2 separate regions of the Homo sapiens genome follow, and region 1 is linked to region 2. A link is a contact called in ENCODE POLR2A ChIA-PET data. All regions are on one chromosome and are shown on one strand. The core of a region is the stretch at or near the end of the contact, and the rest is flanking DNA. Distances in the headings are between cores, read along the strand shown.

What was found. ChIA-PET counts read pairs that join two places held with the same protein, here RNA polymerase II (POLR2A).
Region 1: POLR2A ChIA-PET joins it to region 2 with 10 read pairs in activated CD4-positive, alpha-beta T cell. The contact joins two enhancer-like sites. POLR2A ChIA-PET finds 5 or more read pairs at or near these places in 2 of 52 experiments (H1 and activated CD4-positive, alpha-beta T cell).

What each region holds. Positions count from the first base shown.
Region 1 is chr14:51,292,143-51,296,016 of GRCh38, reverse strand. It overlaps LOC124903315 (a long non-coding RNA gene), which reads right to left. Exons shown (of 2, transcript XR_007064164.1): 2 at 1-2,865. Among named protein-coding and RNA genes, the nearest start is that of LINC00519, 34 kb to the left of the region's middle. Within about 2 kb of position 2,561, at least 11 of the 41 ENCODE cell types and tissues checked have a DNase peak (open chromatin) inside an H3K27ac peak, as active enhancers do.
Region 2 is chr14:49,878,449-49,882,238 of GRCh38, reverse strand. No RefSeq gene overlaps it. Among named protein-coding and RNA genes, the nearest start is that of ARF6, 13 kb to the left of the region's middle. RefSeq lists a silencer at 2,210-2,269. Within about 2 kb of position 2,343, at least 10 of the 41 ENCODE cell types and tissues checked have a DNase peak (open chromatin) inside an H3K27ac peak, as active enhancers do.

The sequences.
Region 1 (3,874 bases), core at 1,312-3,811, 1.4 Mb before region 2:
ACTAAGCCCACCAGCAAAAGAGGCACTAGGTCTGTCTGCCTTTTCTTTTAAAAATGGTAGTAACTCCCTGAATGTTATAAGCTTACATTTGTACCATTTTCCATTGATCCTAAGACACACCTTATGAGTCACCAGGAGCAACACCATCCTTTAGACGACATGATACACTGCTTTAACTATAGTTATCCAGTCATGCAAGCCTCTGATTGCTTTGACGTTTCTTTCATTCATCCAAGATGTGCCAGCAGTTTCTGCTGTCACTCGACTGGGCTTGTGATGGTCAATCCTTCTGTGAAACTCATTAACAGTTTCTTCTACTTAAGGGATGGCTCTTCCTCTCTTAGGCTCCAGAAAGCAGTTCGGTTGTTACTTTGCAAAAATTATGCACTATTGTGTTCATTCCTCCAACCATGCGTATCTGCTTCACTAATATCAAATTAAAGTCCTGCTGCTCTGTTTCTACGCCTTTTTGCACACAAGGTAATTTTTCATTTTAATGTCAAATCATAGTATAATTTTTTGAGGATCTTCTAAACGCAATTAAATTCAACACCTATACCATCAACAATGCATCCAATTCAATTGACATGATGACAGTGTGAACTGCCATGATATTATTAACGACTGTATCTCCACAGAGCCTGACCAACACCATGAGCTGATCCCCAGAGATGTTAGGATGTGACAGATGTGCATTCTGGAATCAATTAAATAGGGCTCCCACACTGTAACCCTGTGCTCTTGTCTTAATGTCTGGCTGACCCGTGGTCATAACTAAAATGAAGAGGAAAATAATTCCAACTAAGAATAGGATAATGATGAATCAAATAGTCCTTTCACTTCCTGCAATGTTCTGACTCCTTTCCGTTACGTGTCTTAAAGTGAGGGACTCAGAGCTATCTTTCTTACCTACTCACCAACAGTATGTCATGTTAGTTTGCTGTGATCTTAATGACAATATCCTGCTACATCTCTTTTTCCTCCCTCAATCTGTCTCTTTTTCTCCGCTAATAACATGGAAGGGGAACCAACTCTTATTTCATCTAGCTACACTAATACTACAACTTTGAGTTTACAAATTTCCTTCCTCTCATTTTTTAATCACAATTCCCCATAATAACTTTATTGAGTAGTAGAGAGGGGGAGAGACTATGAATTTGTGGATGATGTAACTGGGACAAAAAAGAGTTGGTAGGAAAACCAATATTAGCACTTAGCCTCCCAAACTTGAGTATCTTGTTCTCTGTTGTTCTGTTTTGTTTTGTTTTTTTGAGAAGGAGTCTCGCTCTGTTGCCCAGGCTGGAGTGCAGTGGCTGATTTCGGCTCACTGCAAGCTCCGCCTCCCGGGTTCATGGCATTCTCCTGCCTCAGCCTCTGGAGTAGATGGGACTACAGGCACCCGCCACCACGCCTGGCTAATCTTTTTGTATTTTTAGTAGAGACGGGGTTTCACTGCATTAGCCAGGATGGTCAATCTCCTGACCTCGTGATCCGCCCACCTTGGCCTCCCAAAGTGCTGGGATAATAGGCATGAGCCACTGCGCCAGGCCTGTTCTCTGATTTTAAGACCCCTTTGGGAAGAGCCATCCCACAAACAGAAGAAACTGTTAATGAGATCCCCAAAAGAATCTCTCATCACAAGCTAACCTTCTGGATGGGAGGAATGTATGTGGATTCCTAAAAGTTGAAGGCTGCTTCTATATGTTCAGTTTAGTAAGTACTCCTATAAAGACAGTACACAAGGCTTGCCAGGCAGGGTACTGTCGGGTATTCCGGGAGGAAAGTCATTGCTCCAGCCTCCTCTGCCTCATAATCTAGAGCCGTTCTCAATTCCGGGATGGGGGAAGAGGCAGGGAGGGGGCACTTCATCTTGTGAATCAGCTTACATTTACAGGCCCCAGAAAATTGTTCCAGATCCCTCCCTGAAAACACACACACACATGCAGGATATTGCAAGTCATTTCTTGGGATTGATACAGCTCCTGGACATTAGAGGAGTAGCTCACGTCTGTACCCCATAACATTGAGCCACGAAACTCACACAGATGAGCTTTTTCTCATGGTTAGTCCCACCCAAGTACAAAGAGACCAAGCCAGTCAAATAGTTTCAGGAGGAAGCAATAGCCTCCCTTGGTGTTCAGGTTTTCTTGATTAACATCTGTCAAAGAAATTCCTTGATCCTTCCTTCAGACCTGGTGTTTTGTGAGGCCTTCTTTCCTGGCAGGGTTGATGGTGAATATCCTCCAGAATGCACAGCAGGCCAGGGCACTTTTGAATAATCCACGGCCCTCCCTGAGGGGCCCGCCCATGATACCTCCTGCTCCCTGCATACCCCACCCTGTGCTCCACTTGTCTCTTCACAGCCCCTGGCCAAGATGCTGGAGCCTCAGATTGCCTTCTGAGCCCTCAGAAAGCAGTGCTCCTCTTAAAGAGGTCAGGGGACCCCACTCTGCCAGAAAAATCTCTGGCCAGGGCTATGGCTGCAGAGTTTCTGGCATCTGTGAGTTGGCGAGTGGTCAGGGAGTTTCCAGTCTTTTACAACTCTCGAAAAGCAACCTGATTTTTCATTTGAAGTCAGGATGTTGAAGTGTCCCTGAATCGCTGGGGACTGACATCTGGGATCGGAGCCTTGTCTTGCTGGAGCCAGAGTCTCCGTATCACTTAAGGACACAGAAATCCTGGTTTCTTTCCCACATTAACTTGTGAATACAAATATGAAGCTTTTTATAAGATTCCCCACATCCTGTCTTAGAAAAGGAGACAGAGTTCCAGTTCTAGAGCCACAAAGGATCTGTTGAAACTCTGGCATTGCAGCCACTTTCTTGTTTATTATTCTTCTTCTCTGGATGTCAGTGTTTCAAGGCCCTGCAGGGGAAGCTCAGATGTGGCCTCACTTAAATTATTACTACTATGAATTATAATATATAGTGCTTTTTAGTTAAAAGAGTTTTTACTGTTATTATTATTTTAACCTAATCTTCATCTGACCTCCCCAGTAATTCCATAGTGTATCAGCTGCGGTCCCAGCATGGATCAGATGGCCATTCAAAGAGTTTAATTGAAAATTGTTTAAAGAAGGGACTATTTACAGAGATGGATCAGTCAGAGTCCAATCAGGAAAACAAAAACTGTGCTGATTATTTTAATAAGGTGAATTAAATATAAAGAAAGGATTGGAGATCTTTATATGAAGTATCTAAAGTAGTCAATTCGTAGAGACAGAGAGTAGAATGGTGGTCATCAGGGGCTGGGGGACGGGCAATGGGGATCTGTTTCAAGGGCAGAGAGGTTCGGTTTTGTAAGATGAAAAAGTTCTGGAGATTAGATGCAAAACAATGTGAAGCTACTTAACACCACTGAACTGTGCACTTAAAAAGGTTAGGATGGTAACATTTATGTGTTTTTCACAATAAAAAGAAAAAAAGAAAGGGGTTGGAGATCTGAATATGTGAAAGGAATCATAAAAGTAACACAGAAAAGCAACTGTGAAGGACAGGCTAGCACCACTCGGGCCAGGAAACAAAGGGAAGAGCTTAGTGTTGTCACCCAGAAGCTCGGAGCAGGGCAGCAGATGTGGGTCTGAGGCCTCTGAAGAGGGGCTGCCCGGTTATTACAGGTCCTTGAGAGCAAGCACAAGGACGGCCCTGAGAGTGCCAGAAAAACACGGGAGGCTGCATCCCAAGGCTGCTGTAGGAAGGATGGCTGCTGAGGATAGTCTAAGGGGAAGCACAAGCAAAAGGAGGAATGGGTCCCTGCTCCTCCCTCCAGTCTTGCAGGCTCCCCACAGCACCCTATATTGGCAGAACCGACAGAGAGCTGCTGACAAAGAGGGATGTCTTTTGGAACATCACAGCCCAGTACCAAAAAGCAGGGC
Region 2 (3,790 bases), core at 1,094-3,593:
GAGAAACCCCGTCTCTACTAAAAATACAAAATTAGCCACGTGTGGTGGCACATGCCTGTAATCCCAGCTACACAAGAGGCTGAGGCAAGAGAATGACTTGAACCTGGGAGGCGGAGGTTGTGGTGAGCCAAGATCGCGCCATTGCACTCCAGCCTGGGCAAAAGAGCGAAGCTCCATCTCAAAAAAAAAAAAAAAAAAAAAAAGACTGACAGAACAGATTATCTTTATGATAATAAGATACAAATTATAAACAGGATCTAAGGCCATGCCAGGCAAGTGTTAAGCCATGCACTCCTACACTTAAAGAATAACCTATGTCCTAACCACCACAAGGTTTTTCTTTTTCTCTAGCAGCTAAATAAGCACTGGCCTTGAGATAAACAATGTTGAAGCAGTTGCAGCTTACAACCACCACATGCTGACCAACTGACTTTGTTCCATAAGCCATAACTACAGCTCTGATTGGACAAGAGATTGATTTCAGTAACTTTCTCCTGATAAGAAGACCACTGACCAAGGACTGGGTCTAGCCAGTTTACGTAGACTGCGTGCTTAAAAGTCCTTTTGTGTCCTGAAAAGACCTCTGATGAATAGGGCCTAACCGTAATACATTTAAATGTTGAGTCTCCACCCCAAGGTGAACATAGTTCATAAGTAACATGCATGTTTATTCAACATGCATGCACCAGGACCACCTTCATGAATATTCATAGCTCCTCCTCTAGCCTGTTAAATATGTATGTTTAGCCAACTCCTTCAGCATAAAGCTCCTACCCCAGCCCCTCCTCCTTTGAAATGCCTGTTTCCAGGTCTCTACTGGAGGCTGCGTTTCCCAGCCTCTGGGATGGCCACCTTGCAGGCTGTAACACTTTACAAGAAATAAAGTCTCCACTTCTAAATTTATAAATCTTGTGATTTTTTTTAAGTTAACAGTAATAAGCCCGTTTAACCATTCCTGAATTTATGCTAATGAGGTAACTCTTAGAGGATAGGGGTTAGTTGCCAGAGGAACCAACCCTGGATAGAATGTTCAGTCCCACACCTTGAACTCCAGGGAAGGGAGAGGATCTTAGTCACCAATGGCCACTGACTTAATTAATCATGCCTACATAATAGAACCTCCATAAAATCCCTAACCGACAAGGTTTGGAGAGGTTCTGGGTTGGTGAACACACTGAGGTGCTAGAAGGGTGGCACCTCTAGCAAGGGCCTGGAACCCTCATACAGCCCATCCATTCCTATACCTTGCCCAATGTATCTCTTTCTTTGTTTTTGTTTTTGTTTTTTTTTTTTGAGACAGTCTCACTGTGTTGCCCAGGCTGGTCTCAAACTCCTGGACTCAAGCAATCCACCTACTACCACTTCTCAAAGTGCTGGAATTACAAACGTGAGCCACTGTGCCTGGCCCCAATCCATCTCTTTCATTTGGCTCTTCCTGAATTGTATTCTTTATAATAAACGGGTAATTGCAAGTAAAGTGCTTTCCTGAGTTCCTCGAGCCATCCAGCAAATTATCAAGCCCCAGGAGGGAGTCATGGGAGCCCCTGATTTATAGCCAGTGGGTCAGAAGTACAAGTCACAACTTGGAATTTGAGACTGACTTCTGAACTGGGATAGTCTTGTGAGACTGAACCCTTAACCTGTGTGGTCTGTGCTAATTCTGGGTAGTTACTGTCATAATTGTAGTACACCCGACTGGGATCTAGAGAGCTGGAGAATTGCTTACTGTGAGGGAAAACTCCACACATTTGGTGTCAGAAGTTTCATGAGTGTACAGGAAAACAGTTTTTTTCTTCTTCTTTTTTTTTTTTTTTTGAGACAGAGTTTCACTCTTTTGCCCAGGCTGGAGTGAAGTGGTGCCACCTAGGCTTACTGCAACCTCCGCCGCCCCCCAGGTTCAAGCGAGTCTCCTGCCTCACCCTGCCTAGTAGCTGGGATTATAGGCGACTGCCACCACACCCGGCTAATTTTTTGTATTTTTTGTAGAGACGGAGGTTTCGCCACGTTGGCCAGGCTGGTCTCAAACTCCCGACCTCAGGTGATCCACCCACCTTGGCCTCCCAAAGTGCTAGTATTACAGGCGTGAGCCACTGCGCCCCGCTGGAAAACAGGTTTTTTTCTTTTACTCCCTCACCCCCAATACCAGCCTCCCTTGTGGTATAGAGTCAGTGAAAACCCCATGGGGAGCATAATGTACTCTTACGCTTTCCAGCCAGGGAGCTATCACTGGAGGCCTAGTGGGGAGCGAGTACTCCCACCCTCACCTTGTAGTAACAAGGAGCCACTCCTAGGTTGTCAACAGAGGCCAAATGAGGAACCTGGACATCTGCCCCCATCTGGCAGTAACAAGGTAGTGCTCCTCTTTCCTTGCTGGTGTTAGAGGAGGCCAGCTAAAACAGAAGTTTAAGTAAGATCCAGCTGGGTGCAGTGGCCGGGTGGGGTGAGTCACACCTGTAATCGCAGCACTTTGGGAGGCTGAGGCGCTGCAGATCACCTGAGGTCAGGAGTTCAAGACCAGCCTGGCCAACATGGTGAAACCCCATCTCTACAAAAAATACAAAAAATTAGCTGGGCATGGTGGTGTGCACCTGTAGTCGTAGCTACTCCAGAGGCTGCGGCGGGAGAATCACATGAACCCAGGAGGCAGAGGTTGCAGTGAGCCGAGATCATGCCACTGCACTCCAGCCTGGGCGACAGAGTGAGACTCTGTCTCAAAAAAAAAAAAAAAAAGAGAAAAAGAAAAAAGCCAGGTGTGGTGGTACAGGTTTGTGATCCCAGCTATTTGGGAGGCTAAGGCATGAGCATGAGGATCACTTGACCCCAGGAGGCAGAGGTTGAAGTGAGCCGAGATGGTGACACAGTGAGACTCCATCTCAATAAATAAATAAGGTTCATTGCTTAACAATGGGGAATCTTAATTAAAAATTAAAATTAGGCCGGGTGGGATGGCTCACACCTACAATCCCAGCAGTTTGGGAGGCCAAGTCGGGTGGATCACTTGAGGTCAGGTGGTCGAGACCAGCCTGGCCAACATGGTGAAACCCTATCTCTGCTAAAAATATAAAAATTAGTTGGGTGTGGTGGCATGCACCTGTAATCCCAGCTACTTGGGAGGCTGAGGCAGGATAATAGCTTGAACTCGGGAGTCAGAGGTTTAGTGAGCCGAGATCCTGCCACTGCACTCCAGCCTGGGCAACAGAGGGAGATTCCATCTCAAAATAAATAAATAAATTAATTAATTAAATTAAAAATAAATAACATCCAGAGTCTTATAACATAATACTCAGAATATTCAGGTCACCACCAAAAATCACTCATTATAACAATATATCAAATTGAATGAAAAAAGACAATAAATGTCAGCATCAAGATGAAAAAGATGTTAGAATAATATGACAAAGTTTTTACTGCAGCCAGCATAAAAAATGCTTTAATTAGCAATTATGAACACACTTGAAACAATTAAAAAATAGTCTCAGCAAAGAAATAGAAAGTCTCAGCAGAGATAAAGAAGATATAAAGAAGGGCTGGGCACAGTGACTCACACCTGTAATCCCAGCACTTTGGGAGGCCGAGGCAGGAGGATCATTTGAGGCAAGGAGTTTGAGACCAGCCGAGACAACATAGTGAGACCCGCATCTCCACAATTTTTTTTTAATTTTTAAATTCTTCTTGAGACAGAGTCTTGCTCTGTTGCCCAGGCTGGAGTGCAGTGGCATAATCTCGGCTCACTGCAGCCTCCACCTCCTGGGTTCAAGCAATTCTCCTGCCTTAGCCTCCTGAGTAACTG